Regions from separate parts of the Mus musculus genome. Here region 1 is linked to region 2. Evidence: chromatin loops called from intact Hi-C (ENCODE). Cell type or tissue: left cerebral cortex. All regions are shown on one strand. Each heading gives the region's core, and the rest is flanking DNA. Links, peaks and the distances in the headings are about the cores only. Region 1 holds the start of Gm15991 (a long non-coding RNA gene). Region 2 has its middle 61 kb from the start of Nat1.

Region 1 (15,911 bases), core at 5,245-7,744, 520 kb after region 2:
AAGATGGATCATTTTTCCATATTAACTACAAAGCCAACATTTTGGGGGGAGGAATGACACAAAGAATGGGATCCTTGTGAAACAGAATGGACCACTAAATGACCATGCTCAAAGTGGCGGCCTTCTGCCTGCTAGAAGTTCAGAGTTTCCAAAGATGAATTCAGAGTCTAAGAGCACCACGCTATGGATAATCGCCTCAGACAGCAACGTGGCTCCACCAGGGAAAGTCTTCATGTGCCCCAACACCTCCATGCAGTGAGTACCCTCCTCATTTCTGTCAGCCTTACTAATAAGATAGAAAAGCATTTTAAGTTTTTCCCCAAGATTGTCCTATAATGGTTTATATTTGAAATTAAGCATTTTCAAACCCAAGGAATTTTCTATGACTACATTTGTACATAATCCAGACTGCCTCAGACCAGGGATCAGACAAACACACTCAACCCAAATTCCTGTTACCTCTGTCAGCAAACAGCCTGCCCCATGAGGCTGTCAGGAATACGAAGAGAACTCCCCTGCTCCATCTGCTCAGCAAACTTTCATCGTCCGTACGGGCTCTTTTAATGCACTTCTAACGCTGCTTCTGTGTGAATACACACCGCTACACACTGACTGGACAGTGACATTCTCTCAGAATGCCACTGTATCCCCTTGGGGGCTGCCTGTGGGATAAGAACTTGAAAGAAGTGGAAGGAGTCCTGCCCCTCTTCCCAGCCTTCCTTCTAACCAAGCAGCTTCCCTCCAACAGACCTACTTCAAAAGTCCAGACCCAGTGAAGTCACACATGACCTCATAAACCTCCCACTTAACTGTTTAAAAGCCAGAGCAGAGCTGGTAACCGGGAGAGACAGCAGATTCCTCAGCAGAATTGGGGTAGTTGCCGTTTAAGGAGGGGAAGTGTTCCTTCAACACCATTCTAAAATAAGTTGCTTGAACACAGTCTTTTATAACAGCCCCGAGGTTTTTAAAGTACTGTGTTAAAAAGACACAATTCCTAATAGCTCACTTATTCTGACTGAACTAGCCTACAAAACAAACTTAGTTCCTTTATTTGACAACTAGTTAAAGGCATGTTTGATACCTACTGCAGTGGCTGGTGTTTTTCTATTTTCATTCTGACTTGGTTTCTGTTCTTTTCTGTAATTGCCCTGTGAAAATATTTATTGTCCTTTTGTTCAAATTCCACTATGGTCAGCCAAAAGTGGACAGGCCGCATTCACAGCTGTCAGACAAGGGCAACAACTGCCACAAAAGCATCTGAGGGGAGAACAGGGACAGGAGTAATTGAGAAATCTGATCCAGACCCAGTCTCCAGACTCAACTAATGGATACCAGAGTCTCTACCAGAGCTCCTAAAGGGAGAGGGGAATCAATTAACTGCAATGTTTTCTTTGCCAATTTTCCCCTGACCTGGGCTATTTTGTAAGAGAAGTGGGAACTAAGAGTTAGCTTATAAACAGAAACACAGAAACACTGCATATGCTCAAAGAAAATGGAGTATGTATATCCAAGAGTATAAGTTCACCAAAAACTAATTACACTTTCCATAAATTTTTATTCCGAAATATGTACCTAAGCCTAGAGAAAAATTCCCATATTTACACAGGAAGCTATTATACAAAATAAGTATGTATTGCCATGTTCTTAGAGATAATAATACAACTATAAGAAAATGGAAACATAATTAAAATGCATTCATATAATGACTTTTATAGCAATTAACCTATAAGGTAGGGCTTTAAAGTAAATAAATGTATTTTAGATGTTGGGTGGGCGGGGACGGTGATACCACAGGAAACAAAGAGACAACATCTATATGCAGTCTAAACGTGTGAAAAGACACTCTCTAAAGTCCATGGACACAGTCTGAGAGGAATGATAAACATCAACACTCCAGTCAGCCTGCCCCAGGGACGGAAAGGGGTGAAAGGTGGTCCTGAGTCTCTAATCCAGATGTGATGTTTTCTTTCCCAAAGTGAATGATGAAACCACAGGCTTATTATTTTCTGCACTTGGACTTGGACTAGGCTGTGTGATACCTACACTTTAAAGAGAAACAGTACCTGTTCAGGATGGAGATGAATAGAAAATAAGATTCATTCCTGACTCCCAGTTGCTAAAGTCCAAGCACCTGCTGCTGATTCTATCCAAGTCTCTATGTCTTTATCTGCCTGCCTGCCTGTCTGGTTTTTGTCTATCTGTCCCCTCTTAGCCCTTCTATTGTTCCCTCCCTGTCTCACAGCCCAACAACCAGTTCCACATATCCTCTAAGGCCTACCTCAAAAGGCAACACTTCCAGAAGAGTGTCTGTGACACAACATTGCAGCTACCCTGGCCTGGGGCCTCAGCCTGGCTCCCCAGGCCCAGCACTCCAATTATCCCGGAAGCAGCTGAGAACAGTTGTTCCTTAAGTTGTTCAGGCAATAAGATGAGTGTCCAATGCATCCCCCACCATTGTATCAGAGATTTCTCTGAGGCTTCAAAATAAGATCTGAGAAGTTTATAGCCTAGTAAGTGAGATGGACCTATACTGAAGTATAATATTATTAAAACCCTAAAATACGTAGGTGATTGTCAAGTGAAATATACTTCTAAGATTTGTTTCACAATTATTTCATTCAATACTCTTCTCCTCTCTATCCTAAAGACTATAATATTAATCTTGGCCAAAAAAAAAAGTCACACTATTTGTGTTGAGCTGAGGCTAATAAATAGAATATTTAAAGACAATAAGAAAGCTATTATAACTCCTTACATTTCCAAGAAATCTTGGGCTCTTAAAACTATCATTACACATACATAATATACTAAGCCCATCTAACCATAGTCCATTCATATAGAATGACCTTGAAGATGTTATAGAGATAATTCAAACACTATTATTATTGATCAAAAAAAATTTTGAGGGCTCACAACATTTTAGTAAATTGTCAACTCATATGAGTATCTCAAACAAAAAATAGGAATAAACTGTGAACTTAAGAATGCACAGGCTTCACCACTAAACATGTTAGTCAGCTTTCCACTGCTGTGGGGGAAAAATGCCTGAGACAATTTGAAAACAGAAAAGATCTATTTGGAATGACAATTTCACAGGTTTCAGTCCCATTGCTTTATACCTGTAGCAAGGCAAACCCATGATGATATATGGGTGTGTATGAAACCAAACAAAACTGTTTACCTCATGAAGGCTGAATGAAGGAGGACTTGAGTCCTATCACTCCTATCAAGGGCATGCCCTCCCTCTCATGACGTCACTTTCTCCAACGAGGCCCAGATCTCAAAGGTCCACCCATACCCCAATAGCATCACAGGCTAGCAACCAAGCTCTGGAGGACAGTTAAGAGCCAAGCTGTAGCATTCCACTTTCCCAGATTAAAAAAAAAAAAAAAAAAAAAAGGCATTCCCTGTATTTCTAGGGAGAAGATTAGCACCATTTGTACTCTATCAGACGTACAAGAAATCATGTGTATACTCATACGCTCACTTTTTCTCAGCTCTGTAGGGAAGATCCTACCCACCACGAGCACATTACTGTAATAGACCTTCAAGGATTTCATGCTACTCAGCTTTGAACTCTGCCTCTCATCAGGTCCCAGTAGTTCTTAAACTTCAAAGTGCTTACAAGGCCCACTGAAATGTAACTAAGTAATCCAGGGTGAGGTATGGATCACCCTAAACTGATGCCTATGCTGCTAGTCTGATGACCATACTAGGAGTGGCAGGGGACTTCACAACCTAGGCTTCACATCACAATCACCTGGCAAGCTGTCCATGTGCTCCCCCACCCCCACCCCGGAAGGAAGACAGTCCTGGAGAACCAGAAACTGAGAGAGATGCACCTATTTCTAACATGTCCTCAGTTTTGAGAACTGTAATTCTAAAACTGTACAGCTCAAACATGCTCTATGGCCCAATGGGTCCAAACTTCAATGTGTGTGTGTGTACACGTGCGTGCATGCGTGCGCACAAATGGTATTGTTGTTATTGTGTGTGTGATGTGTATGGGAACACACGGGATATGACTCATATATAAAGGACAGTTTTTAGAGTGGGTTCTCTCTTCCCATCTTTGCATAGGTTCCACGGATCAAATTCAGATTGCCAGCTTTGCACAGCAAGTACTTCTGCCAACTGAGTCAGCTCCCCAGGCCCCAGAGAACTATTTCTTCAAAGAAGCCTGTATCTTTTCCCTTCCCACAAGCAAGCATTAGTGTGGAACATCTAGTTTTATAGATAGGGCATTAATGAACCTCTGCTGAAAGAATGTTATCACTTCCTCTGACAGTTAAATATTGTACTGATAGTGACTTGCTCAGACATCATCAGAGAAGCATCTTTTTGTAGCAGATGGGAAAAAAATAGAGACACACAGCCAGACAGAATGAGAGGCCTTGGAACACTCAGCCCTAAGCTGGCTGTCTATATCAAACCCCTTCCCTCAGGGCCCAGGAAATCCTGAGGAAAAGGAAGAGGAAGAGGAAAGAGTGTTTAGTTCATGGAAGACTCTAAAATATATGAAGTCTTCATCCCACCTGAAAGAGAAGAGCTCCTATTCTGTCTTTTTAAGCATCTCTGTCTCAGAGGGGTCTCTTCGTCAGTATAAAGATGCTTATGTCATATCCGGAGATGACAAAGCTAATCTGTAAGGATCTGGTGAGTCCTCGGAAGCGTCTTTAAACCAAGGAAACATAAATCTCTTCTTCAGTCTTTGAAGGGATAGCCTACAACGCTGCTGCTGTGCTACCCTTCAGCTAAAAGCAGGCGTAGACATCTTAGTCAGATTCCAAGCATCCTGTGAATGTCTTAAACCATTGCTACTGTGTGGGGGAGACGGCTTAGCATTGTTTAAAGCATCGGCTACTGCTGTTCCTTAGTTCACCGTGTCTCTGTGTCAGCACTAATGGATGGATAGATGTGCTCTTTGCGGATCAATCGAAGACCATTGTAAAGAGACTATTTCTAGCTGAAGGAAGCAAACACTAAAGTGACTTTCTCTAAATCTGCCAAGCATACAGACACATACAGAAATCCCTGATAGAATCTGTATAAAGCAAGAACTCACACATTCCTCTTTTTTCTGGAAAGGTACAGATGCATTCTCAATTTTCCATTTCTTAAAATTGCGTTAGTGGTTTTGAGGGTGAGCCTTGAACTTACTATATAATTGAGGCTGGTCTTAAACTCCCAATTCTCTTGCCTGCTGAGATCCGGACAAGTATTGCCAGGCCTGGCTCTATGCATTTTGTTTGGGAAGCTAATTAATACTGGATGAGAACTGTAAGGTATATCAGATCAGGTTAAATTAAAAATCTCTACCACAAAACAACAACAACAACAAAAAATTGTATTGGTGTGTATATAAAAGATTGTTAGCAGCATTTCAACAAAGGGAAATGTTAGCCATTCGAGTTCTTTATTTAAGGCCACAACCCCCCTTGCCATAGCTTCTTAGCTCCACACCTTTATCATTTGAAGTTGTATTTGTTAAAAGACCACCTCGCCAATCATCACACCAAAATTTGGAAAGCCTGTGTAAATTATATTTTGTACAAAAAAATTAGTAGGGTCCACAATGGACACCCGGGTTCTTCCATGTATAACTGTCCTCACCACCCTCCCATTGGAAAGTGTATATCAGTAAGAGGGTGATCCCGGGGTCTCTGCAATGACCTTCAATTCCACAGTCCATCAACCTTCCAGTAAATGACTGACCACACTATTTCACAAATGCTGAACTTGCCAGGTGACTCCTACAAACCTGGATTCTGTATGCAACTCCTGTGACAGTTTTGGGGTTCAGTGAGTTAGATCTGTGTTTGAAGTCTAAAGTTACCTTGACCCAACCCCAACTGCCCCATATTGAAACACTGACCCAATCTTCCTTGTACTTTTTTCTTTCCCAAGATTTTTCTTATCTATTTTCCTATTATACTTCGAAGAATTACTCAGACCTCTGTGTAAACCATGAACAGATTAAACCTCACACTCTGCAAATTCATACACCAAAATTAAATTAGTTGGTAGGGATATTTCTACTTCACCAAATAAAAGACGGATTTCCACAAATCAATCAAGCTGTCCAAGATGAAGCTGCTCTTTATCCCCATGTTTATGCCCCCTTCTGCAACCCCCTACCGCACAGTGCTTTGTATAGGAAAGCCATGTTCCAGGAAGCCTCTGAAAGCTCAGGGCTGGGAGTCTGTCTGACAGCTAGGTGTTGAGGAGTGGCTAGCTGACTTTCCCTCTCTCTTATCAGCAGCTATCTCATTCTCCTACCCTTTACTAAGCCTCTGACACTCTTAGCAACCCGATTGTCCTTTTTTGATTTGTTTTTGTTTGTTTTTGCTTCATCTCATTTGTTACTTCTTCAATTATAATAGTTACTATTAATTTTATTTTCTCTTTGGGAGAGATTCTGTCTTTTCACAACTACACCCCTACTAAATAACTAAAGTAACATTCAAAATTAGGTTTCACTGTGAATTCTACAGGAGCGCCCTCTCCACAAATGCAATAACAAAATAAAACAAACAACTGAGCAAGAACTTTCAAATGGGAAAACAAACAAACAACAAAAACAAAAAAAAAACCGAAAAAGTACATAACTTCACTACTAAAACCACTTTAGAAATTTGTGGAGAGAATGGGAACTCCCTTTCCTGGAGAAAAAATATTCAGACCATAAAAAACTTAAGAGATTCCTGGAGCCACATCCAGCCACTACTAAACCAGGAGGCAGCAGTGAGCCCTGCCCCGAGTGACAGAAGAACAGTTCAGAGTCCCACAAGCCTCTAGGGACACTTAGTAAAGCCGAGATTTTTCACTCACCAGCTAGCAAACAGCACATGATGTTATTCTCTTCCTTTAATAACTATACATATGCAAATGCCTTTCTGCTTTTAGACTGGGGTGCTAGAACATTTCCTTAGGTTATACTTTAGCCAATTTCTTTATCACTGCTCTTTCAAGCTACATCTTCCCAAGCAGAAAGCACTAAGGAAAGAAAAAGGCTGAAGAAGAAAGAGCACAGCATTCCCTTTGAGAGGAAGGAGGAGGAAGGGCAAGAGGAAAGCAGAAAACCACAAATATCAACTTCAGGGGACTGAACAGAGAAGCACTTCCCTCAGGCATATCAGCTGCACACAGATGCAATTCACCTCTTCTACGGAACTCCTACCCTGAGAGAAAAATCTAAGAAACTGAAGTATAAAACAGATTTTTCACACAACGAAACATATTTGAGAGCAGTCTCTTATAGCTGAGAGAGCCAGGGAAGAAGCTGCTGACGTACTCCTGTATTTGCTGTCTCACTTCACCTCTGTCCAGACCCAGTTCAGCAGAAATGGACATTATTCACCATGGTTCCTGGTGACAAGGACAACACGTGTGGCTTGCAGTCTTCAGGTCAGACAGCACTTACTGGTCAGAGTTGTGGTCATCTCCTGATAGGCCTGCGAGAGAGAAACACCCAGACACAAAGGAACCCATGGGGACGTGTGTGACTGTAAGTCTCTAATTATCCTTTCTAATTCTGGAGCCATGTGACTGGACTTCACATAGCCTGCTGAACCCTGGGGGCCTGAGGCTCCCAACCTGGACCACTAAGGGAGGGGATGCTGTTCTTTGCCCCTTCATTAAAATATTGCATTACATAGCAGGGCTAGGTGAGCTATTTCCTGCTGACCAACCGACTGGCAGCTTCACGCTCAGCAGTCAGAGCATCCTGGAAGAATTTAACTATTCCTGTTCAAATGGGATCCAGGATCTCAGCAGACTTTGTTGTCTCTATATAATACTTTAAAATACACGCAGTATAATAAGTACTCAATGATCCTTCCTAACTAAATATTGAATATGAGAGATCAAGGGAATTTTCTTCGTTGACGTATATAAGAAAGTAGCTACTAAAACTAATTCAAAAACTGAAAGAGGAAAGGAATTTTTACTACAAGAGACTACTCCCAAACAATTACCCTCTCTCACACACACACACACACACACACACACACACACACACACACACACACACACCACTAACAGCAACAAAAACAGTAGCAGCCAATTCAGCATTTGGAACTAAGTTCTTGAAAATAGATAAATTCAGACATCTGTAGAAAGAAATAAAAACAAAAGAGAAATAATCATTCTATATAAATACTAGGTATATAAAATACCTAGATGTGCAGGACAGTGAAAACACTTGTCTAAGGGTTAAGCAACTTGAAGTCAGGTATAGGATCTGTCACTACCAAGTCACATGCCTTTGGGTAATTCTACCAGCCAAACTAGGACACTGATTTTGTTGTTGTTGTGGTGGTGGTTGGTGATGGTGGTGGTGATAGTGGTGGTGGTGGTAGTGGTGGTTGGTGGTGGTGGTGGTGGTGTGGTGATGGCGGTGGTGGCGGCGGCATTTATAAAAAAAAAAGTTATACAAGGTCCCTTTCAAGTTGTAAAGCTTTGTCTACTTATGGCCACCTGTTACCTTGAGCCAACTCAAAGAACACTAAAAAGTGTTCCCCATCAAACTGGTCTGTCCTAACCACTGGCAGTATGCATGGGAAGGAAGGAATCGCCCTGTCTGGAGTCTTGCAGAGGACCATCCTCTAAGATAATTCTTTTCTACACTGGGATTCGAACTTTCTTGCCTTAGTCAGGTGACACAACTGAAATCTTACTTCAAGAAAGTCCAACAGGAACCACTATCTAATCTGACATGCTAAAACACTAGGAGTTACTCGAGTGTTGTAATTTAGCTCTGTCCATACTAAGGTTTGAGGTCTCTGCTGACTAATTTTATATCAACCTAATACAAGCTAGAGTTATCTGAAAGGAGGAAACTTCAACTGAGACGATGCCTTTGTAAGATCTGGCTGTAAGGCATTTTCTTAGTTACTGATAGGGGAAGGCCTCGCTCAATGTGGGTAGTGTTATCCCTGGGCAGCGGTCCTGGGTTCTGTAAGAAAGCAGGCTGAGCAAACCATGTTAAACAAGCCAGTAAGCAGCACCCATCCATGGCCTCTACATCAGCCCCTACCTGTAGATTCCTGCCCTGCTTGATTTCCTGCCCTTGCTTTTGATAATGAGCTGTTGCTTGGAATTATAAGTGAAATACACTCTTTCTTTCTTCTCTAAGTTGCTTTTAGCCATGTTGTTTCATCACAGAAATACTAACCCTAACTAAGACAGAGCCAATACTGCCAGGTGATTGATTACTTCTTCAATGTCTAGGCACAGAAGTACAAAGGAGTAAAGTTTTCCATCTAGTATGTTCTAGGCTGCCTACTGTCTCTAGATTCTCACCTTCACTGACATACCTCTCCTGTGACTTCTGAGGGAAAATGTCACAGCCCAAACCACCTTAACTCTTAACCTGATTTTGTATACAACATAAACAACTTCTATATGCCCCAGAAAGTTGGGTTAGAAGCACACTGGATTCTTTTACATACATATTCTACAGCTTTTTACCAAAATTTGCAGTCACAAGAAATTATAATAAAACAGACTAAAATGGTATTCCCTATTGAAAGACAGACACTTTCTCCAGAACAATCCAGCCAGGGACACTTCAGGAACACTCAGCTCATGGCCACACTCCTTTTCTAGAAATGCTTGCTCTCAAGAACCTCCCTTTCTTGGGATTGTCTTCTCTCAGCAACACATCCCTGGATACAGCCTTCTCTCATGGGTGCCCCCCTTAGGCACCCCTCTTCACGATACAGAATATCTAACATGGACTTGGCAGGCAGACCCTGCTAGGTGCTTTCAGCTACATTAACCCTTTAATTCTCATGGCTATACAGTACATAGAGCATCATTATCCCCATTTTGAAAATAAAATTAAACCAGGTTTCAGAGTGAATAAATAAATATATCAGACCAAAACTGTTTTCTCTGAGACCTTGTATGATCTTTCATCGTCTCACTGTGAACCAAGTTATCTATCACTACCTGTTCACAGGGAAGCATCTACAGTATTGAGATGTTTTGGTTCTCAATTATGGACCTCCAAAGGACCATAAAACTATGCTGTTTCCAGGAAATTCCAACACAGGACGGGCTGTTAGAAGAGACAGCATTACTGAAAACCTTTAATGTTAACATAATTTTAAAGAAAAAAAAAACAGTGACATTTTTCATCTACCTTCAAAATACTGTATCCTCATTTAACCTTCCCTCCACCACCATCTCCAGATATATATAGAAAACACATTTCAAAACTAAATTCATAAAACTTACACGGTTTATCAGTCCCTTCCTGCTGACAGAGATGCTAAATGGCAGGCAGATGAAGTAAGGAGACAGGCAAGAGCAGATGCAATGACAGAGAGCCTTAGTAGAGACACAGTGTAGCCAGATGAGAGCTGTGGAATACGTACCCTACCTAAGCTGTCATTTAATCTCAAGATGGATGTCAATGGTAAAACAGAGAGAAAACACCTTGCCAATGCAAAGCTAAAGGCTCTCTCTAGAGCCCACAGCATCAGAGTAAACAACTACTCATTACAACTATATGCTCAGTATCTAGACACATAGAGTAACCCAAGACATGCCCAGCGCTTGCCAGTCCAACAAGCCACTAGAGTACAGTTGCTGTTCTCTTGAATCCCAAGCCTTCGTTTACTGACATCTTCTGCTTTCATTCACAGAAACTGGCCAAATTCATTTAAAACATACCCTACACTTAGATTTCCCAAAGAGAGAATACCACAAAAAAAAAAAAAAAATACCACTGTGAAATTAATGAGAATGGCACTGCTACCTTCCCCAGAAGGCAATCTCTTGAGGGCCTCTGGTGTAGACAGAGTTGGCAGAATCGTGCAATCCGTTGGTGATCCCTGCAGAATAGCCCATCACTATCCCACCATCTGCTGACACACTCAGCACATCATGCTGTCCTCCCACAGAGGTCCTCTCCAAGAACTGACCGCCTTCTTTAATGCGCTGCTGTATCATTGGAGTAAGCGGCATTTCAAAGCTAAAATAGCTATCCGGTTCCGAATACAGTGTCTCTAATGACTCTGCACTGTAGTATAGGGAAGTGTTGTCCAAAATAGTTTCGAATTGGCTGCTGTACACATCAGTGGAGTCCTCCGTATATCCAGGCCCAAGAATATCATCATCTCCCCTAAGGTGCTCCTCTTGATCGAGAATCCTGAAAAATTAGGGAAAGCAAAATTTTTCAACATTAAAACATTTTTTTTCTTTTCAATTTCCTGCCTTCAACCAACCATACAAAAAAGATAGTGTTGTATATGTGTCACTGTTATATTCTCTCATCTTATGGCTTTTTAACATATATGGGAAGAAAGATAGGAAACCTACTTAGGTTCAAGTATTCCCTTTAGGTGATTGTACGTGCAGGAGTGTTTTGCCTGGATGGATGGATGTTACACATGCACTCCTGAAGCCCGCAGAAGTAGAAGAAAGCATCAGATCCCCTGAAACTGGAATTATGGGTGATTGTGAACCTCTATGTGAAAATTGGGAATTGAATCCAGGTCCTCTCAAGAACAGCAAGGGCTCTTAACTACTAATCTAAGTCCCCAAACCCAGGCTAAAATATTCCTAATACACATGTCAATAATCTGCAGAAATTTAATAAAGTTTCAAACTAGTTTCCTATATCTTTTATAGTGTATATGTAAATAAAATACTAAATTTTCTTTTTAATCAGCCATACTCAGATCATATACCATCATCATTAAATGTAAGAGGATCATATAAATATCACGTAAACGTGATACAGCAAACAATCAGTAAAAATGTACTGAACTTTACTGGCTATTAATACTTTCTAACTTAAGACCAGACGCTCCGGGAAGGACCCTGTCAGAATCCAGAGGCTGCCCTCTGCTGATGTAAAGTAGAATTGCAAAGACTTCACGTTCACAGCTGGGGAGCACCTAGGAACTTGTAAAAAGCTAACAACTAGTGTCCTCTTTCTTCCCCAGAGAGGACTGCTTCTCTGGACTTCAGCATTCCTTAGCTGCCTATTTTCCTGTGGGTAGGGTTAGGGTCTCTTGCACCCTTCCATCCTTGCCCCTGTGCACATTAGCATGCCTACTGTTGCTGTCCGTGTTCAGCTCACAATTATATGAAGAATTAATATCCAGCAAGGGCTTCAAATACTGAAATGGACATTCAGACAACTTAGATAAGTTTACAGAAACATACTGTCCAAGCCTCTTCCTTTCCAGGCAAGTTTACCTTCCCATTAGACTGCTGTTCTTTGCCTATTCAGGATCTATATAGTGTTTATGTGGTCACTTTGTATATTTAGCACCACAAAGTTCACAGACCAGGGATCTCACGTGTGTTGCCCATTCTTTCATGTCCAGCATCTAACAGGGTCAGAAATACAATAGGGAACTTGAAAGAATTTCTAGGGGAAAGGGGGGAAGGAGGGGGAAATGGGAGCAATGAATTACTGATCTACTAACAGTGCAAGAGTACATTTCAGAGTGATACAAAGACAGAGCCACGTGACATATATCAAGGCTGCTTTTAATAGAAGTCTAGAGATTTTGTGATCTTAATAGTGACCCAAAAGGAACCTCATCTTAAGTTTATCAGGTTGTGAACCACTGATGATAAACCATAACATGGACATTGAGGAATGACAGAACACTAACATTCATGGTTTAGTAGTGAAGGATACAACAAAGAATTTGTCAGAAACAATGACCAGACATGATCAAAGAGACTGAAGATAGATAGCTGTGTCTTCCAGGCTCTAAGGTAGAATAGTAGATAGAAATGTTGAGGAAGGCCAGAAAATATCAGGAAATGCTAAGTTTACTTATCCAGGCCATACATCAGAACACATTTGAAACACATTTGCTATTTGAAAGAAAAGATCCATTTGTGACTATCACAGAACAAACGAGTTGGAGTCTAATCTACCTCTGACCTTCTGAGATGCCCTCTGAACCATAGAGAACTACATGGCCCAAACCTCTATGTCCATACAGGGAAGCAGGCTACACTACAGGCTGGATGCATGCTGTACTAGAACTATTGTGTGCACTCAGAGGAAGGCCGGATGAGCTGCAATGACTGCATAGATGTCATTATAGTTTTACTCTTTCATGTCAAAAATGCATTTGTATGGATGAGTGTTCACAGTCTCTTCAGCTTTCCTCCCTTGATCCTTGGCTAACAGACAACTTCATTACATGATCACTTTTCTGTCTTTGAAACGTATAATCTAAGAATAGCCTAGATTATAGTAATTTCTCTTCCATTCTATGGCAATAAGAACAATAAATACTGCAACCCTCCCATATATACATAGGGATAAATTGCCATTGATATGAAATCAAAGACTATAATAATTCCTAAATATGTCATTCCTATACATGCATACCTATGATATAGTTACTGCATCTTAGCCATAGTAAGAGTTAATAATCATAACAAATGGAACAACTGTAACAACAGAAAGTCACATAAAACGGGAATTATTTATTTCTTGAATTTTTCATTTAATGTTTTTGACCATCAGGGTTAATTCCAGGTAAATGGAGTCGATCTTGTAAAGCAAACTGACTGCTAAGGTAAGACTATGGAGCAGTGTGGTGCGTTCCCCCATTAAGCACAGGCAGTGATTTCCTATAGCATGTTCCAGGCATCACAAATTACAGGACAACTCTAGAGCTTACCTTTCTTTGTCTCCCTGTATAGCAAAGTTCTCCTCAAGGTGTTCTTTGCTTTCTCTCAGAAAGACGTCATCCTCTCCACTCTCACCGAGAGGCATAGGGGACAGTGTGCCTGCGCTTGTGCCCGGCCTTTCGGAAGGGGCTTTGCAAGTTTCATCCCAAACATCCCCAGTTAAATGAGTGGAGGTGCTACACACACCACAAGCTGGGCTAGAATGACTTGGCCGTTTGGCAAACTCCTTGCTCACAGGCGAGGCTGTCCTTTCTGGTGGATGTCGGCTCTCAGCCTCCTCTCCTGTCCACAGTATCTCTACTCCTTGAAATTCTACATGTTTGATCCGGCCTTGGCGCCCCATGGAGCCTCCCCGATCATAGCCTCTAGGGTGCTCTCTTCCAAGGTCAGACCTCTGCTCTCTTAAAGCACCAACTCTGTCCACAGGGTTATGGCTCCCTGCTGAGCTTGAGGACACAGGACATGCTGACTCTGGCACACGGAGAGGCCCCTGCCTCCTGTAATTAGTTATCTGGGACCGATGTGCTTGAGCTTCTTCAGGTAAGAGTGCAGACAGATCCTCCTGGATGTGCAAAGACAAGTTTTCCTCCGTTGGTACTTCCGCTGAAAGAGGTATATCTGGTGATTTTCCTGGGCCAACAGGAAATGTTCTATGGGCTCTCTGTGGCTTATGACTGGCAGTACTCAGTTCTTTATCCACCTGGTAAACTGAAAAGTTAGCATCTTTGTCCAGTACCTTTGTAGCTTGAAATGTTCCTGAAGCTATTCTGGCTTCCGTAGCTTTCAGAGCAGAAATTAAAGAGTCGATGGGTTGTAAACTTTGTTCCTGAGGGTGACACTGTGGGGCGTCGTTTGGTCCTTCTGTAACACTGTTAAGTATAGAGTCTTGTCCCGCAAGAAGGTGGACTGCCTGCTGCCCAGGCAAGCGGCATGGTGGAGACTTTGCATCAAAGTCTAGAGAGGCTCTGAGGCCTTCCCCTCCTTCTTCCATGGTCCCATATTCTGGAAATTCATTTGTGACAGTCGGTGGGAGTAAAGTGCTTCCTCCATGATCACCTAAGAATGGAACAGAATGGAAACACGACATCAGAGTCTAGTGTGGAATAATAAGTATTCATTCTAGGTTCTCAATAATAATGACTTATTCATTTACTATTTTCCTTCCACCCAACCCTGTAACACACACTTATAACTTAGCAGTGACCACTTCCAGTCATCCTACATAAACATCAACACAAAAGTTTCTGCACAGGAGGAAGCAGTCTAATGACTCACACCATATTTAACACTACTTCTCATGAAGTCCAAGGAAGGAGGCTGTAGTAACTCAGTCCCTTCGTATGCATAAATACTAAAATTACAGTAAGTACTTTATTCAATACCACTGGTAAAATAATGAACATGGATATGAAATCTGAGACTAAACCTCGGAAAAAGAAAGATTTATTTAAAGTCAGTAAAAAAAAATTTCCCAGCTTGACATATTTTGGGGGGAGGGAAACATTTCTAAAATTTCTATCAAGAGTGACAATGAAGTCAAAATAACAATAATTTTAAAAAAAGAAACAGTGCTTGGAAGACTTCTGGATTTCCACTTGAAAAATCTTCTTGTAATTATTCTACATTTTATTTATTTTCATTTTTTAAGTAAAAGTATATATTTTTATTGGATATTTTCTTTGTTTACATTCCAAATGTTTCCCCTTTATTCTGAACACTTCCTATACGTACATACATACATACAATAAATGACATTTTCTTATTGATGCAACAATTGTATTTTTACAAAGATTCAAGCTGTAATACATGTCAGATTTTTATCACATTTTTTCATCAAATTATATTTAATTACACAGAATAACATATTTTCTTTATTCACTCATTAATACCCCTTTAGCTATTGTTGTTTACCCCTTTAGCTATTATAGGTAACAAATTTGCATGTAAGTTTCCTGTCTACATATAGTTTAATTTCTCATGGTTAAACATGGAATTTTTTGATAAGCTAGTGAATGTATTTATAATCTTTTATGTATTTATAATCTTTTACAAAAGGGTGGAATGGATTTTTAAAAGCAACTACACTGTTAATTTCCTGCCAGTATGTCAAGGGTTCCACTAGTGTCTGTGTTTGATCATAGATAACCTCATACAAGGTACAAACTGTATCTCACCATGCTTCTGATTGTCCTGTTAACTAATGATATTGAACATCTTGCCATGTGGTGGCCATT
Region 2 (15,911 bases), core at 8,147-10,646:
ACGCAGTGTTTACAACTGGAATAAAAATCAGCCCTATTTAAGGTCAGCTTATTCTTAGAAGCCAGGGGTAAGGGCTTTATGCCCTTGCCATAGCTCCAATTCTGGTCTATTGTATAATCCACCTTTTCCCTAGGCCATTATAAATTTCTGTATATGGGAGTGACTCAGCTGTTATTCTAAGTATTTGCTCTAGATCCTTCTTGGACCACAACCTACCTTCTTCCTAAGCCATTGTAAATTCCTGTATATGGGAGTGACTTAGTTGTTATTTTATGTATCTGTAGCGAACCTCCATTTAACAGAGGAAGCCACCAACTTTCTTCTGATATGTAATATAGTCTGCCATACAGGACTGTAATGAGAATTCTAAGTTTACTTTGTGGAAGGCCAAAGACGCTCCAGGAGACAAGTTTTTGTGAAACTTTTTGCCTTAGGACTGCAGCCAAGCTTTTGGACTTGGCAGGCAGACTCCACTGGAGTGGGTGTGGCAATGCATCTATAGAGTATCTGCATGGTGTGCTGGCCCAAACTTTGTGGATACATTCCTTTCTGAAAAATTAACTGTGTGCTGATGTTTCCTGTTGTATCCCATGGTATAGGGAAATCCATCTGTGTGATGTTTCTGCTATGTCATAAATGAACCTGACTGTATTATACTCTTCCTTCTTATTGCATGTGGTCTTATAGTGATGTTGATTATAGTAGGCAATGTTTTGTAATAATAATGTAAAATATGTCCTTACTGGATTCAAATTTATGTTTTCTTTTGTGAGTCCGAATGTGTTAGGTAAGTTACCTCCTGTCATGGATATATTTCTCCTTATCATTGGAAGTCAACCCATAGGTATAGGTTTCTTTACATATTTTCATACTTCCTTTAGTTGAACTATTCCTGTAATGCTAGCTCCTTGATCCCAGAGTGCCATGAGTGAGGTATACTCATAACCTCTGGTCTCCTTAAATAATGGTAGGAATGCTGCTAAATTTCCTTTGAGTGGGGTATGTGTAATGTGCTTCATGTATGTGGAGTCCTACTTCTCCTTCTGATTTCCCATGCTCAGTTAGTACTTTATGTATTTCTTCCTCTGGTCTTGCAGACCAAGAGTTTCTGCTGAAGCAGTTCCAGGTAATGCCTGGCATTCTGTTGGTGTCATTTTCTACATCCCATCCTGACATCCATGAATATCCTTTGCTACAGACAGACCTCAGTCGGGTTCTCAATCCGCAGGAAAACTCAGGGTTCTGGTTACAGGCGAGCAAGGCATTGGCGCAGATGACAGACACGGACACAGAGAGAGTGTGTATCTGAATGCATTTTTTTCCAAGCAAATACCAGACTTTAAATACAGAATAAAAACAAGAAAGCTAGGCGAATACTTCTGCCAAAGTATATCGACACAAAACAAAGAAAATGCATACATAAAAAGCTAGGGGGAGCCAGGCTGTGTTTACAACTGAGAATAGGAACAACCCTTAATTAAGATCAGCTAAACACAGGAGCCAGGTGAATGCTCTGATGCAATGCTAGTCTACTGCTAAACCCACCACCAGAGGTCCTTTAGTAAATACCTGATTATGCTAATCCTCTGGGCCTAGTGAAAAACATGCATGAGGGGAATTCTGTTCTACTAATCCTTTCATGAATAATATTACAGTTTCTCCTAAAACCACAACCCACCTTTTTCCTAGGCCATTGTATGTTCCTGTGTATGGGTGTGATTCAGCTATTTTTCTAAGTAATAACTATGTAGACTAGCCCTGAGCTTTCTAGCTCTATTCAAGTAAATTATAATGCCTGATTACTTTCACTGTCTCTACTAGAGGTAATTTTGAATGTTACTGAATAGGTAACATTCTTACTGAATTCCAAGCTCAGGGTTGGCTTCAAGGACTTCCTAGGACATTGGAACACTGGTGGAGGCTTAATCTAACTTAGCTATATGTCAAAATCAATCCTTAAAGGCACTTATAATAAAACTATATTGAAGGAAAGTACACAGATCCATACACTGACTAAACGCAAGGACAGAATTGGAGCATTCGTTTTACAGAATGCCACGATTTCACGAGACTACAGTTCCAGGAGACTATGTTTCCGTGAAACTCTTTGCCTCAGGACTGCTTCCAGGCTTCTAGGCCTGTCACTCGAGTCACTACTTGAGTGGATGCAGCAATCCTTGAGCTACTGAAAAGCCTTCGGCATTGTGCATAAGGATGTTGGTGTTTTTTCATGTAATGTAGTCTGCCATGGTTGTGGTAGGATGCTGGTTAGTACTAGGGGTTGTCTATAAGGTTCCATCCCCAGGGCCCTAGCTGATACCCAATCCTCCCAAGTGGGCCACTGTGTTTCTATTCTGGTGGCCCATCTTAAGTCTAAGTCGGGGCAATAGCATAGCTTGCCCAACCAGGGTAGGTTCAGGAAGCTTGCTACACAGAGCCAATTTGTCTGGTTCCATGTCCTCTGGAGTTCTGGGTACAGGTGGTCATATAAATCCCTGAGGCACCTATTTCCCCATGGTTTAGGTAGAGAGGGTATGCTACTCTTAAGTGGGTAAGGTACGGAAAATTCAGTACATTGGGTCCAGTTCATATTTGGACCGGGTTTACATGGGTTTGATATTGTTATAGATGTAGGTGAGGAAGTTTCTTTTCCCTCTCCCTCTTCAGGCTGATATTCATCATATTCATAGTCATACACTTATTCTTCCCATGTCAATGTTGTAAAGCAGAACCACCTTCCCTCTGCTTCACCTTCTAACCCTGTGTGTATCAAAGTACTTGTAAATAATTAAGGTAAGTTTGAATTTATAGCTAAATCACAATTGAATGTAGAATGTGTCTCTATTCCTATAGTGGTTGTTTTGTAGATTCCTTTAACATTAAGTATATTCTGTCTAACCTTGAATGGTCTATACCAATAATTATTAAAGATTGTTCTAATGCTAGAGGCATTGGACCACACTTTGTTAAAGTGACATTTTGTAAGATTTTGTTCATATATATTTGTATTATAACTATCTTTTTGATCTAGCATATAATTTTTGTTAGGGTGGTGTGATGGTTTGTATATTCTTGGACCAGGGAGTGGCACCATTTGGAGGTGTGGCCTTGTTGGAATAGGTGTGACCTGGCTGGAGTAGGTGTGTCACTGTGGTTGTGGGCTTAAGATCCTCACCCTAGTTGCCTGGAAGTCAGTCTTCTACTAGCAGCCTTTGGATGAAGATGTAGAACTCTCAGCAATCCCTGTGCCATGCCTGCCTGGATACTGCCATGCTCCCACCTTGATTACATCTGGTAATTTTCCAGGTATCTGCTCTGATAGGTTATCTATGTTCCTGTCGTCTACTCTGAATCTCCATTAGCTATTCGGTTTCTTTACTGGCCAAATGGGGCTGTTGTAGTTAAAGCTTTGTGTTGGTCCTATAATACCTTCTTTTAAACGTTTGTATTAGTTAGTGTCCTTTACTTCCTCCATCCCACCTTTTATGGGGGATTGTAATGTGAAGGAGGGTGGTATTTTAGGTAGTTCTACCTGTGGAATTTTGACTGTAGCCAATACCATCTTTGGTGTTCTTTATAATTCAAAATTTTCAGAAATAATTTGCATATTGTGGGTAGTCCTATGATATTTTCTGGGACACTGCACAGAGCGAAATCTAGCTCATAGTTCTTATCATATACTTGCAATATTAGTCTAGTTATAGGGGTTCTGACTTTGCCTCCAATTCCCTCTACTTCTATGTAGCCTTTAATCTTGCCTGTATTCAAGATATGTCCTTCATCTAGAGTATATATGTTAATTTCACTACCTGTGACCAACAAATATATATATATTTGCTCTAACTCTAGAGGTATTGGACCACACTTTGTTAAAGTGACATTTTGTGAGATTTTGTTCATATATATTTGTATTAAAACTATCTTTTTGATCTAGCATATAATTTTTGTTAGGGTGGTGTGATGGTTTGTATATTCTTGGACCAGGGAGTGGAGATATATATATATATTGGTTTTTCGAGACAGGGTTTCTCCGTGTAGCTCTTTCTGTCCTGGAACTCACTTTGTAAACCAGGCTGGCCTCGAACTCAGAAATCCACCTGCCTCTGCCTCCCAAGTGCTGGGATTAAAGGCATGCGCCACCACACCTGGCTCCAACAAATATATTTAACCACTTTTGTGGTACCGTCGGGTAGCATAGTGGGTAGTGCTATTCTGGGTTTTAAATGTTGCGGCCCTGAGAATGAAGTGGATGTCCTTGTCCTCTCTGGTTGTTCCTGAATGGCAGCCTGTTCTTGGGTCTTGCCCCTACATTAAGCCTTTGGTTGCTGAATCCTGGGTAAGGAGGTCCTTGGCCATTCGGACTCCTTTACCCTAAAATGGCCTATGAGGAGCTTGCCCAAACAAGCCTCTGGTGGGATTCCATGGTTTACTTTGTCCTGATCTAATTGGGATGTTGGTATTTGGTCTTCCAAACAGTCTTATATTTTTAAACCATGTCCTCATTCCATTAAATTTCTTACCTCTAATGGGTAGGGTTACCACCTTTTCTGAGTCTAACTCTGTATGACTTTGAGAAGTCTATGGCATCTGCCACAGTTTGACATTCTTGCAGTGGTCCAGCTAGGGTCATCCTGAGGTGTTGTGGAGCTCCTTTAAGAGGATTTTCCTAAACTGGGCCAACATTGGTGCTGCCTGTGGGATGGGTACCTGGTTGTAAATGAAGTAGAGTACTCCCAATTTTCTTGCTAACTGAATTGCTTCCTGTAAATTATTCCATTTTGCTGAGGGCTCAAACTGAGTTACATCTAAGAAGGGCAATGCATGGTGGGACTTCCCACCACGTTCCTAAATCTGTGCGTATATTAGTCTGATAACATTATTGTATCTGTTCCATTCTCCAACAGTTTTAGTATGTAGGATGCTTCCTTCTTGCCGTTCTGGGAATAGTTGTTTCTAAGTTCATTAAGTTCCTGTGAGGTATATTCTCTGGTTTCCATTATCACCTCCATGGGGCCGGCATGTTTGAAACCCTTTACTGGTGTCTGAAGCCAGGAGGCTGTCACTGGTAGTGATGGGACCGGTCCTGACTCTAGGACATTTTTGAAAGGGTTGCAGTCTTTCCATCATTTCATGACATTCATGGCTAGCCTTTTGCCTGTTAGTCTATCCTTATCCAGATTGACTATAGTCTACATGAGTATACTAGGTACTTCTTTTTGTGATGCTCTGTGATAGGTTCCACCTGCTGTAGTGCTGTCAATGGGATGTCAACTTTAACTTCCTTGCACTTAGTCTTATTCTTAACTACGTGGATAATATCCTGCCAAGCTCTTTCCACCAAATTGGAGGTTTCTTCGTCCTCTAATTTTATCTTTTTCATGCCTTTGATGAGCCTTTTTTGTCTGCTCATGGTATTAATTTATAGGCTATGTGATTCAGTTCCTTTACTGTTTCCTTTTTAAAGTATCAGGTGATATTACTTCTTCGTAGATTTTTCAATAATTCATTAAATAATCTATCCACCAGTCTCACTTCTTTTTGCCAGCTACTATCTCATTAGGCTTGGAGGCTTCTACTCTCACACTCAGCTCTTCCTCCAATATGGCTCCGTGAGAACTTCTGTCTGGGGTTGGCTTTACAGTGGTTGGCTCCAGCCCCCCTGGCTATTTTGGTCTGCTTGTCTATGCTCTATTTAACTGCTCTTCCTTATCACCTTTCAGATCAGAGTTGGCTTTGAGGTGTCATAGACATTTGACTTCATGGCCAGAGGTTCTCAGCTTCAGACTAGGAGCATATCTGAATTGTGCGGCTGCTAGATGATGCTAAGCGGCTGCTAAACAGCTGTTCAAGCAATGGCTTTTAAGCAGGGTTCCAGGTGGTTCCCAGCTGCCAACTTAGGCCAACTGTTGTGAAATTGTCATGAACTGGCATTGATGACAAAGGTGAGAAGGAAGTCTCAAACTCAGAGGTTAGGTTATAACAGCTTATTTATTCATAAGTAACAATAAACAAGTAAATGGCAATCACACTCATTCACACACACACACGTGCTTCACTAACCTCCAGTCTGGCCGATGACGTAGCCTGGCTCAAAGGCAGCAGGTGTCAGGTAAGGCTCCTGATTTCTCCTTCTGCTTTTCAGGTCCTGCTGGAGCTGGGTCCTCATGATGCAGGCTTGTCTTGTTTGGTGGCAGTCACCTGGGTTGTCTCTCTGCACAATGGCATCTCTGTTGGACTTCGGGAATGAGGAAGTTGCCTTGGCCAGACCAGGGTTTTTAAGTTAATTTCAGCCAATCAAAATTAAGGCGTTCACACATTACTTCTTCGAGCTGCCCTTACTCCAGCCTTATCACACTCATGTGCACACCCCCCCCCACACACACTCTATGGCTTGGTTTCCATGGTTACATGCCTGTGCACGCTCGTGCTCCCCCCCCCCCCCCCGTGGTGAGTGCAGCTTTGCAGCCAGGGAGATGTGCTTCCTGGGGCCACCTGTTCCTTCTGCTTTCCTCCTGGTGGGTTGTTGTCAGGGAATGACCTGGAGCAGCCTTGTTGGTTAAATGAAGTTCAACCTTAGATCAGATTCTCTAAAATGGAACCTGAGCCCAAGATAGAGTTGGTCTGGTCTCTCATCTTACTCCACCCCACTTCTTCATGAAAATTCTTGGTGACTCAACCAGGACACTAAATGGCTAAATTAACTCCTCCTAAGAACTTGTGATCTTTCCCCATTGCCCCAGGGAGTTCCTTCTCTCCTGCTTCTGCCTTTCTTTTAAAGACTGCTTCAACCCTCTTCTTCGGAGACAGCACCCACAAATGTCACACCCCATGACTACAGAGCCAGCCAGCATTTAAAAGTCCTGAGGATATCCACAAATTGGAGACTCCTATGACATAAAATAGAGATGGAACACAAGAGAGAAACGTTAGTTCCACCTAGGGCATCCACTTCAAGCAAAACTTCATGTCCCAACTAGAAAGTCTATGAATGTACTTGGTCCAAACCCATGGAAACCCTTTGGCAACTCCATCTCCAGGGTTAATATGTACTTATAACACACACACACACACACACACACACACACACACACACACACCATACACACTTTTCTGGTTTTTGTAGTTTAGGGCACTGCCTCAGCTCCATACTCTCCCCAGCCAGCCTGAAAGAAAGAGGGGTCTCATTTTTCCCTGTAATTCCCTTCCCAGTTGTCCTTCCTGGTCCAAAGAAGGATAGGAACCAGTAGTCACCCTCCAGGCTCTCACACCATGCATCATAAACATCATTGACCTGTGTCTGGGGCAAAGCAGGATGACACTTTTACAGCAACCAGAGAGGTGTGGCCTAGCCTCACTTCCTTCCCATAGTTTCATGCAATGACATTTGGGGAGAAACTCTCACTCCATCATGGTGGGGAAAAGCGGTGGTGGGTGCTTTTCCTCCTGCCTCAGGCTGAGGCTCTTGCCCAGCCTTCCCTTCTGTGAAGAAGATGCAAATACAGAGCCCCAGAGTGCACACATGGGTTTGCACATAGCCGCTTGTTCGTGCCTTTTCTATTTGGCCCTCTGTGCAATGCAGGTCAGAATCAAACTCTCAGCCTGCTGCAGGATGGAATCAGGAATGCAGAGGTACAAGAGACTGCAGGACATACACCATTGGTTCTGTCCCCTGTCTCCTGGATTGTGGCCTGGGGGTTCATCCCCTCCCCCTGTGCTCCAAGACAAGAAGGAAGCCAATACCAAGGCTCATCAAGCCCCAGGTATACTAGGATAAGTGGCTGGCAAGAGGGCCCCAATGTGTGCACTGGTAACACATAACCGGTTTTCTTTATTTGGTATTTCTTCTTCTTCTGACCTTCTAGATGGGTATAAGTCAAGGCTTATGAAAATCAAGACCACACAATCCTCAAAACAACACTCATTCACACAAACACACACACATACACACACACACACACACACACACACACACACACACACAAAGAGAGAGAGGAAGAGAGAGAGAGAGAATAAAAAGATAAGTTTTCAATACCTTAGTCACCAGTCTCAAATGGGGAGGGAATTCTATTCTACAAGTACTCAGGTTTTAGAGAGAATGGAAGTAAAAGACTTTTAAGAGACAATCATTAGTTCCTTCTAGTTCCACTTTCAGCAAAACTCCATGTCCTAACTAGAAAGTCTATGAATGTACTTGGTCCAAACCCATGGCAACCCTTTGGCAACTCCATCTCCAGGGTTAATATGTACTTATAACACACACACACACACACACACACACACACACACACCATACACACTTTTCTGGGTTTTGAGGGGTTTTTTGTTTTTGTTTTTTGTTTTGTTTTTTTTTTTTGTTGTTGTTGTTGTTTTGTTTTTTGTTTTTGTTTTTGTTTTTGTAGTTTAGGGCACTGCTTTAGCTTCATACTCTCCCCAGCCAGCCTGGAAGAAAGAGGGGTCTCATTTCCCCCTGTAATTCCCTTCCCAGTCTTCCTTCCTGGCCCAAAGAAGGATAGGAACCAGTAGTCACCCTCCAGGCTCTCACACCTAAAGTCTCTATTAGAGATAGACTTTACCCTAGACTCTCTGGGAAATTCCATAAACCAGGAGGATCCTGTGAATGTTCTGAACATGGCAACCAACCAGATTCTCAAGGCATCACACCATCACCCCCTTGTCCTCTTCCAAGAAACAGGACATCGTCAGTCAGTCTCTATCACATGCTATTTGGCTGGTTTCTCAAATACTAAAAAGAAAGATCTATGGAAGACCCTAAAATGAAAAATGTTGATTTGCTTGTTTTCCCCATGAGGTCTGGCCAGTAGGTGAAAGTTTACATTTCAGTGACACCCTCCAGCCAGATGTGTTTTGTAGAAGACAAGAAAGTGGTCAGAATACCCTATGCACAGGCTTTAAGAGAAAAGCTCAAACTATATTGATAATATACAACCAGAAAATATCTAACTTTACGCTCTGCATGAGCAAAAATGGAAATACTCAATAACAGAGGTATCCTTGAGGGACAGAGACCCAACTTAAGCCCCGCCAACTAAGCACAGTCTTGCAACCAGCCTCTGTCCTTCACCATTGTGTTCAGCAGGTGGCAGCAGTGGGACAGATTTTTAAAAGGCCGAGTTTACATCCTCTTCACAATGAGAGATTTAAAGCTTCGTGTAAGAAGTTTTAGGAACTCTTCTCTAGGATCTTGGATAATTCTTATAGGGATTCCAATATACCGTCATCATATTTGGTGGGTGGAACATCCTATCCTTTCTCGCTATCCTATGGCAGATGAAAAGCTCTAACGACTTTACAAAATGCTTGCAGTAAATGCAGCCTTCCGCCAGGGGGCACTTACAGTACCAACAATGGGTACTGTAATGAATTACCAAGTAAGATGTGAGAGTACTGCTATTACAGGATTTTAATGTTTTGTAGGAGTGAGATGTGTGAACAAACTGGGAGGTCCACCCCAGTTTAAAACTAGCTGAGCGAGGGCCTTTCAAATGCATGCAAATGGAGACCCTGGGATTCCTAAAGGCCAAGTTGTATTCACTTTATCCCCCAGTTGCCTCTTGAAGTCTACAAAGCTCTTTGCCCACAGGTGCCTCCTAGTCAAACCAAGGAGCTGTGCTCTTTGTCAATAGCATAGCCCAGCTGACGGGGGTAGGGGGGTGGGGCGGGGGAAGAGAGGGTGGAAAGGGCCAGGCTGTTGATTGCTGGGGAAAAGATACCACCTAATATCATCTATGTAGTTCTGTGAAGACAATTAAGGCTGCCTCCTTTGCAAACAGGAAGGCTATTGGATTAGGAAGAATCTACCCATCACACCGCACTTCCCCAACGCCAACCCACAAGGTGCTTACTTCCCAGGATGCCATTGATAGGCAGTGTTCTATTGATAAGCAAAGGGAATGTTGGGAATGTGATTGTCCCCAGTTTCAAAGGAAGCCAGGATCAATCACAAGCAGGCCTTGTGCAGGCTAGCCTGACTGAAACTATTGAGGGCATTCTACTGCTCTTTCATTACAATCCTTTATACTTGAAGAGGAAGCCCTAGGTGAAACGATGCGTAACTCCCTGGTCTCTTATTCTGGAACCGGCTCCAAATCAATAAATGGAAAAGATTCCCCCCTTACCTTCCTTGTACATGAGGAAATCAGTTAATGTGGCAAATACCAGTCATTCTGAAGATCCTGACTGACTCTTTGGGGCAGAACATCCCAAATACTAAATCTGGAGGTCACCGATCAAGTCAGCCACTGCTATTCAATGTTCAAAAATAGATTTATCAATAAATATGAAAACATACATAGAACAAAAATGCAGGCCCAGTATTTAAGGCAGCTCAAAAGCCAGTGCCCAGGGAGCAGAGATAATCAAATAAAGCCAATACAAATCCACCTAAAGCCAGGACAGCCTCCCTGCCATCACCAATACCCGATGGAAACTGGATCTAGACTAGAATTAAAGCCCACAAGAGATACAGGATTTCTTATTAATTACACTCGCCAGGCTCCTTCCAATATTATTATTTCCTGTATAAGGAAATCACACTGAGAGCAGTTGGTAGTTCATTAGCTGAGTATGTACTACTTTGGCCAAAGCAAGTGGTTTGCAGTTTTAGACCCAAAGTCGCTTTCTCCTTAGTCACTTTAATACACACTCAGTAGCCGTTTGCATTTGAACAGATGAATTCAGCAGCCTCTATTACGTAACCATCTACCACCAGACTGACCCCAATAACGAGACAATTATTATTTATTATAGCTCAGGCCTTAGCTTAGACTATTTTCCAACTAGCTCATATAATTAATTAAACCCATCTATACTAGTATGTGCTTGCCATGTGACCTGTTATATCTCTCTGTGGCCAAGTGATTACAACTTCCTCCCTGTCTGATTAGTATATGCCCACCCACCCGATTCTTCCCAGAGTTCCTCTCTCTCTGCCTGGAAGTCCCACCTTCCCTATCCTGCCAAGTTATAGGCCACCAGCTTTTTATTAAAGCCCATCAGAAAATGCCTCAATGCCTTAGGCAGGTGAGGAAGGACAGAGGCACACTTTCACACAGTATGCAAAAAGATTACTCCAATAGGATAATCTAAATCCTTCTGTCAGGATTTAAGGTAAGACAATGCTGTGATTAAGGAACTCTGAAAACTTCAAGTCAGTGACGCTGTTCCATTTCAAATGTAGGTTGTATCTTAATTGCAGAAAGTGTCCCCAGTAAACTACATATGCAGGTTCTCTGACTTGGGGAAAATAGAGGATATTGGAGGTCATGTAACAAGATTCAAATTACCTAGCTAAAAGTTTATGGCTTATATTGCATACTTGCTCATCTTCAGGAAGAAAGAAGGCCACCCAGAACATCTCTCTCCCTTCAAAATAAGCAAGATGTCAAGAGCATTCTTGGGAGAAAGAGGCTTCCTTTGCAGGAGCGGAATCTCCAGTCTGGGGCCACTGTTAAACCCATATGCCAGACTTGAATGAGGAAAACCATGCACCCGTAGATCTGGAACCACAACACTGAACCTTTACCCAGTTAAAGATTACTCTGTTACAGAGTAGGTTTGGAGCCCCTTTTATTCTTTACATAAGTAAGAATCAGGGTATTGACCTTGGAGTCTGACAAGAGTTAGGAGATAATTCAGTGCTAGTGGCTTGTTTCTCTAAAACATCTGAGGCTTGTTCATAAATAGCCTAGTACCTCTGAGTTGTGGCAGCCATTGCACCCTTAGGATAAAAAGCTAACAGCCTGTGGTTAGGTCAAACTTTAGAAGGCCACACTCACATTCAGACAGGATTACTTGAGAGCAGGGGTGGCATAAAACAACATCAGTGTATGTTTCAGGATGGACATACTAGATTAGGGTCCTTAACACACAACCACCTACTGCTTCTCAGGGAGCCTCCTCTCCATTTGTGTATAGAAACCAGAGAGTAGATATGTCTCAATAGGCCTCATCTTTGAGATAAGCCCTCAAATAACTCCATTCTCTTGTGGTTTACTAATAGAAATGGTTGTATTGTAAATGGCTGAAGAGGAGGAAGAGGAGGAAGAGGCCACGTCACAGTGGAACTTAGACAGGGTAATAGATGGGCATCCCCTGGCACTCCCAGCTCAAAAGATTGAGTCTTTCTAGTGCTACACCACTTACACTCAGCCTGGAGGACCCATTTCCTCAGGGAAATTGGATGGGTTGAATTAACTCTAAAGAGACTTCAACTAAACTCTCCCAGGGGACCTCATAACCATCAGCCTTATGAGTATGAACAGTACCTACATCTGAGCAACAACTAAATTCCTACAAACTTATCTATGGGAAGCCATTTCTAAAAAAAATATTTATTTTATTTTATGACTAGGAGTGTTTTGCCTGCATGCATATACCCACATCACCACATCCATGCCTGCTGACTGTGGAGGTTATAAGATACCCTGGACCTGGAGTTACAGAGGGTTGTGACCATGTGGGTGTTGGGACACAGGTCTCAGTCGCTAATGATAGAGCCATCTGTGCTCTTAACTGCTGAGCCATATCTCCAGCCTGAGAGGCCATTTTTAACTTCTGATAGGGTCCCTGATTCAGAAATCCTGGGCCCTGATTATGCCTTAAAGTCTAAGACAAAGCCAACTAGCCTTGAACAAAATTCCTCCAAGCCTCAAAATCAGAATTATCTTGACCCAGTTTATCTGAAAAAACCTGATGATCTAAAAGAGCTACAGGCAGTCGATCCAGAAGACCAGCTTCACACCACTTGGAAGCATGCTAGTTAGTTTTAGCTGACAACATAAAACTCATTTCAGAAGAAAGCCTTAACTAGGAATTATCTAGATTAGTTTGACCTGTGAGCATGTGTCTTAGGGTTTCATTACTGAGAAGAGACACCATGACTAAGGCAACTCTTTCTTTGCATTAATTACTTAACTTTACATCCCAATATCAGCCCCTCTTCCCCTCCAACTCTCGAAGTTCCTCTCTCATTTCCCCTTCCCATTCTCCTCTGAGAATGGGGAGTCCCCTCCCCCCATTGGTTATCCCCCACACTCACCAGCACAGCAGTCACTCCAATGGCAACTCTTATAAAGGAAAACATTAATTGTGACTGGCTTGTTTACCGTTTCAGAGGTTTAGTCTATTATCATCATGGCAGGAAGCATGGCGGTTTGCCGGCAGATGTGGTGCTGGAGAAGGAGCCAAGAGTTCTACATCTTGATCCAAAGGGAGCAAGGAGAGATTTTCCCACTGGATGTGGCTTAGCGTATCTGAGACCTCAAAACCTGTGGGCATAAAACCATGCCAGAAAGTCTGGGAAGGGAGAGCAGGTCCAGACGCAGAGACTCAGTGGTCATGCGCCTGAGGCTGAGGTGACTCTGCTCCCTGCCACCCTCCTGAGTTGGATCATGTGCCATGCTTCTCACATAGTCCCGAAACAGAGTTCTCCAAGCTTATGAGGTATCTAGAGGCCTGGGGGCCTCGCCAATAAGCTTCCCATCCCAGACATTCCTCCCTACAAAGGTATTTAATCTCAGGCCTACCATGAGAAACGGGGTATGGTTTATGCATCCATTTTCCACCATGACAATAAACCTTAGAATGTCTCTTTATACCAAGATCCACAATGGGGAGCCATGAAAAAGGTCTTCCTGTACAGAGGCACAGCCTACTCTCCTGTAGAAGGTCCCTCTGTGTTTCCAGCCATAACCACAGCCAAACTAAAGACAATCACCCCATGAGAGAGAGCCGTGCATCCCTTTACCCTGTGGCTCTGGCTAGACGCTGTCTCCAGCCTGCAGGCCCTGACTCTGCTCTCTGCTCTTCTGTGAGTCCCAGCAGTGCCTGGATGCTCAAGACCCTGAGAACCGCAAGACCCTGACCTCATCACAAGTCCAGGGACCCCACAAACCACTTCCAGCTTTCCCACATCTCAGACTGCACTTTCCCCCTTCTGGAGCAGTATTTCTGAGCTTCTGTACAGCCCAGCACACACCACCACTAGGGTAGTGGCACAGGATAAGGGCAGTCAAACTCCCCCCATTCTGCCTTCCCAAGTGGCCGTGCCCAATGATGGAGTGGAGTGGGCCTACAACCCTATAGTAGCAGACCCCCACAGTGACATACTTCCTCCAACAAGGCTGTATCTCCTAATAGTGTTACTCCCTATTGGGCCTATAAGAGCCAGTTAGATTCAAACTACCACGGTATGTCTATGACATATTGCCTTGATTTTTAATTGATGTAAGAAGACCCAGCCCACTGCAAGTGTCAAAATTACCAAAGCAAGGAGTCCTGGACAATATAAGAGGGAGGAAGTGGCTGAGAACAAGCAATCCTGCACACTCCTTGCCCTCAACTGTGGCTGTGATGTGACTGACTGCATTCCAGCCTTGACTTCCCTGAAGTAATGGACTGTGACCTGAAATTGTAAGCCAAATAAATGCTTCCCTTCCTTGTGTTGCTTCTTGTCATGGTATCTGTCATGTCAACAGAAATAAAGTCAGACAGGAAGTGGCCTTATTAGGCTTTGTTAAATATCCCAATGGCTGTAAATTCCAGGGAATATTATCTGGGTTTCTGTGTCTCTAGTTTCCATAAAAGGCATAAGGTGATATGTAAGACAACCTGATTTGGAGCTGTGAGCCATCCAAGAGCCTCTTATGGCTCTTCAAAAGGGATACCAAAGGCCAGACTTCAGGTAATTAAATTTGTGGCCCCCTCAAACTTCAGCTAATAGTTTGAAAATTACCCTCCCTGTTAAGCAGATGTTCTGATAACCCTAATTTTGTTAGCTATACTTCACCCAAGTAAGTCCTTTCCTGAATTACACAAAACCCCTTTGAGATGTTCTCTTTTCATCTTCCAGAACTGACTAAATGGGAAGGTAATTCTGTTAACTATTTATATATTGCTTGCAGGAAAAATGGCACCTTCTTCTTAGATTGAAGGTAACCTAATAGCCATTTTGTAAATTTGCTCTAGTTACCCTCTGTGTCTGATAAATTCTCAAGCTTAAAAAAAAAAGTTAGAACATCAGTTTTTGTTATGTACATTTTACCTTCATAAAAAGAAGTGCTTATGGAACATGGTTAAAGAAATCTCATTCACTCCAGGACAAAAGTGAAGCAAGAGGAGTGAAGACATGTGTCCTCTGTGTTTAAAAAGCTGAAGTCCTCTTTGTGTAAGAACAAGAAACAAAAGTCTCTCTAATTATTAGTTATTAGTATTAGTACTTCTATAAATTTAAGATGTCTTGCTCCAATAGATGCTCACGTTGATGTATAATTCCATAGTGAATCAGTGTCGGGCTCTTTCAAAGGTACTTAGATTATAATGGCTGCTCCTTTATAAAAAGAGCAATATAGTTTCCACAAGACTGGGCTAAGCGGTGACAGAGTGGTGGTTTGCTGCAAAGTGAGGTTGATGCCTCCTCCTTCTTCTGTAACATATCTGTCTTTCCACATGTCCTGCCTGATTTCTGATATTCTGCCTATTTCTGATATTTCTGAGCTGACATAGTGCTAAGCTCATGACAGAAAATGAGAAAGGACTGGAACTCAACCATGAACTTCCCGACACCTATACCTGAGAGCCAAGATAAACCCCATTTTTTCATTAGCAATTTCACAGTCTCACCATAGCAACAGATAATGGACAAAGATGTTGATGTTTTTCAAGTCTTAGTTTTCTGAACAAAAAGAATAACAAAAATCAGAAAGGGCAATATTTTTCTTCATCTTTGTACTCTTTCTTCACCATTGAAATCATCACACAGCTTAGCAGTCAGTGGTTTGAGAAGATAATGAACACTGTTTTTCTCTGAAGCAGAAAACCTTAGCCATGACTGGGTAGTTTCATACAGTCCACACACATACACAAACATTACTGAACAAATTAATCAATACGGC

What was found. Peaks named below come from ENCODE experiments on the same cell type or tissue, not always from the same donor. Only the 100,000 strongest peaks of a DNase experiment are listed, where the experiment ranks them.
Region 1: it touches region 2 in a loop (7-fold over the local background); 13 of 42 quality-filtered maps call a loop at or near these places.

The regions. Positions count from the first base shown.
Region 1 is chr8:67,949,622-67,965,532 of GRCm38, forward strand. It overlaps Psd3 (pleckstrin and Sec7 domain containing 3), which reads right to left. Exons shown (of 16, transcript NM_177698.4): 2 at 13,668-14,733; 3 at 10,766-11,158. Gm15991 (a long non-coding RNA gene) reads left to right here and starts at 3,853. Exons shown (of 7, transcript XR_003947558.1): 1 at 3,853-7,507. In left cerebral cortex, for the core only: a CTCF peak has its summit at 6,760; DNase peaks (open chromatin) are centred at 6,811, 7,102 and 7,499; H3K4me3 peaks cover 1,052 bases; H3K27ac peaks cover 1,100 bases.
Region 2 is chr8:67,422,273-67,438,183 of GRCm38, forward strand. No RefSeq gene overlaps it. Among named protein-coding and RNA genes, the nearest start is that of Nat1, 61 kb to the right of the region's middle. In left cerebral cortex, for the core only: a CTCF peak has its summit at 9,280; DNase peaks (open chromatin) are centred at 9,142, 9,296 and 9,868; H3K4me3 peaks cover 376 bases.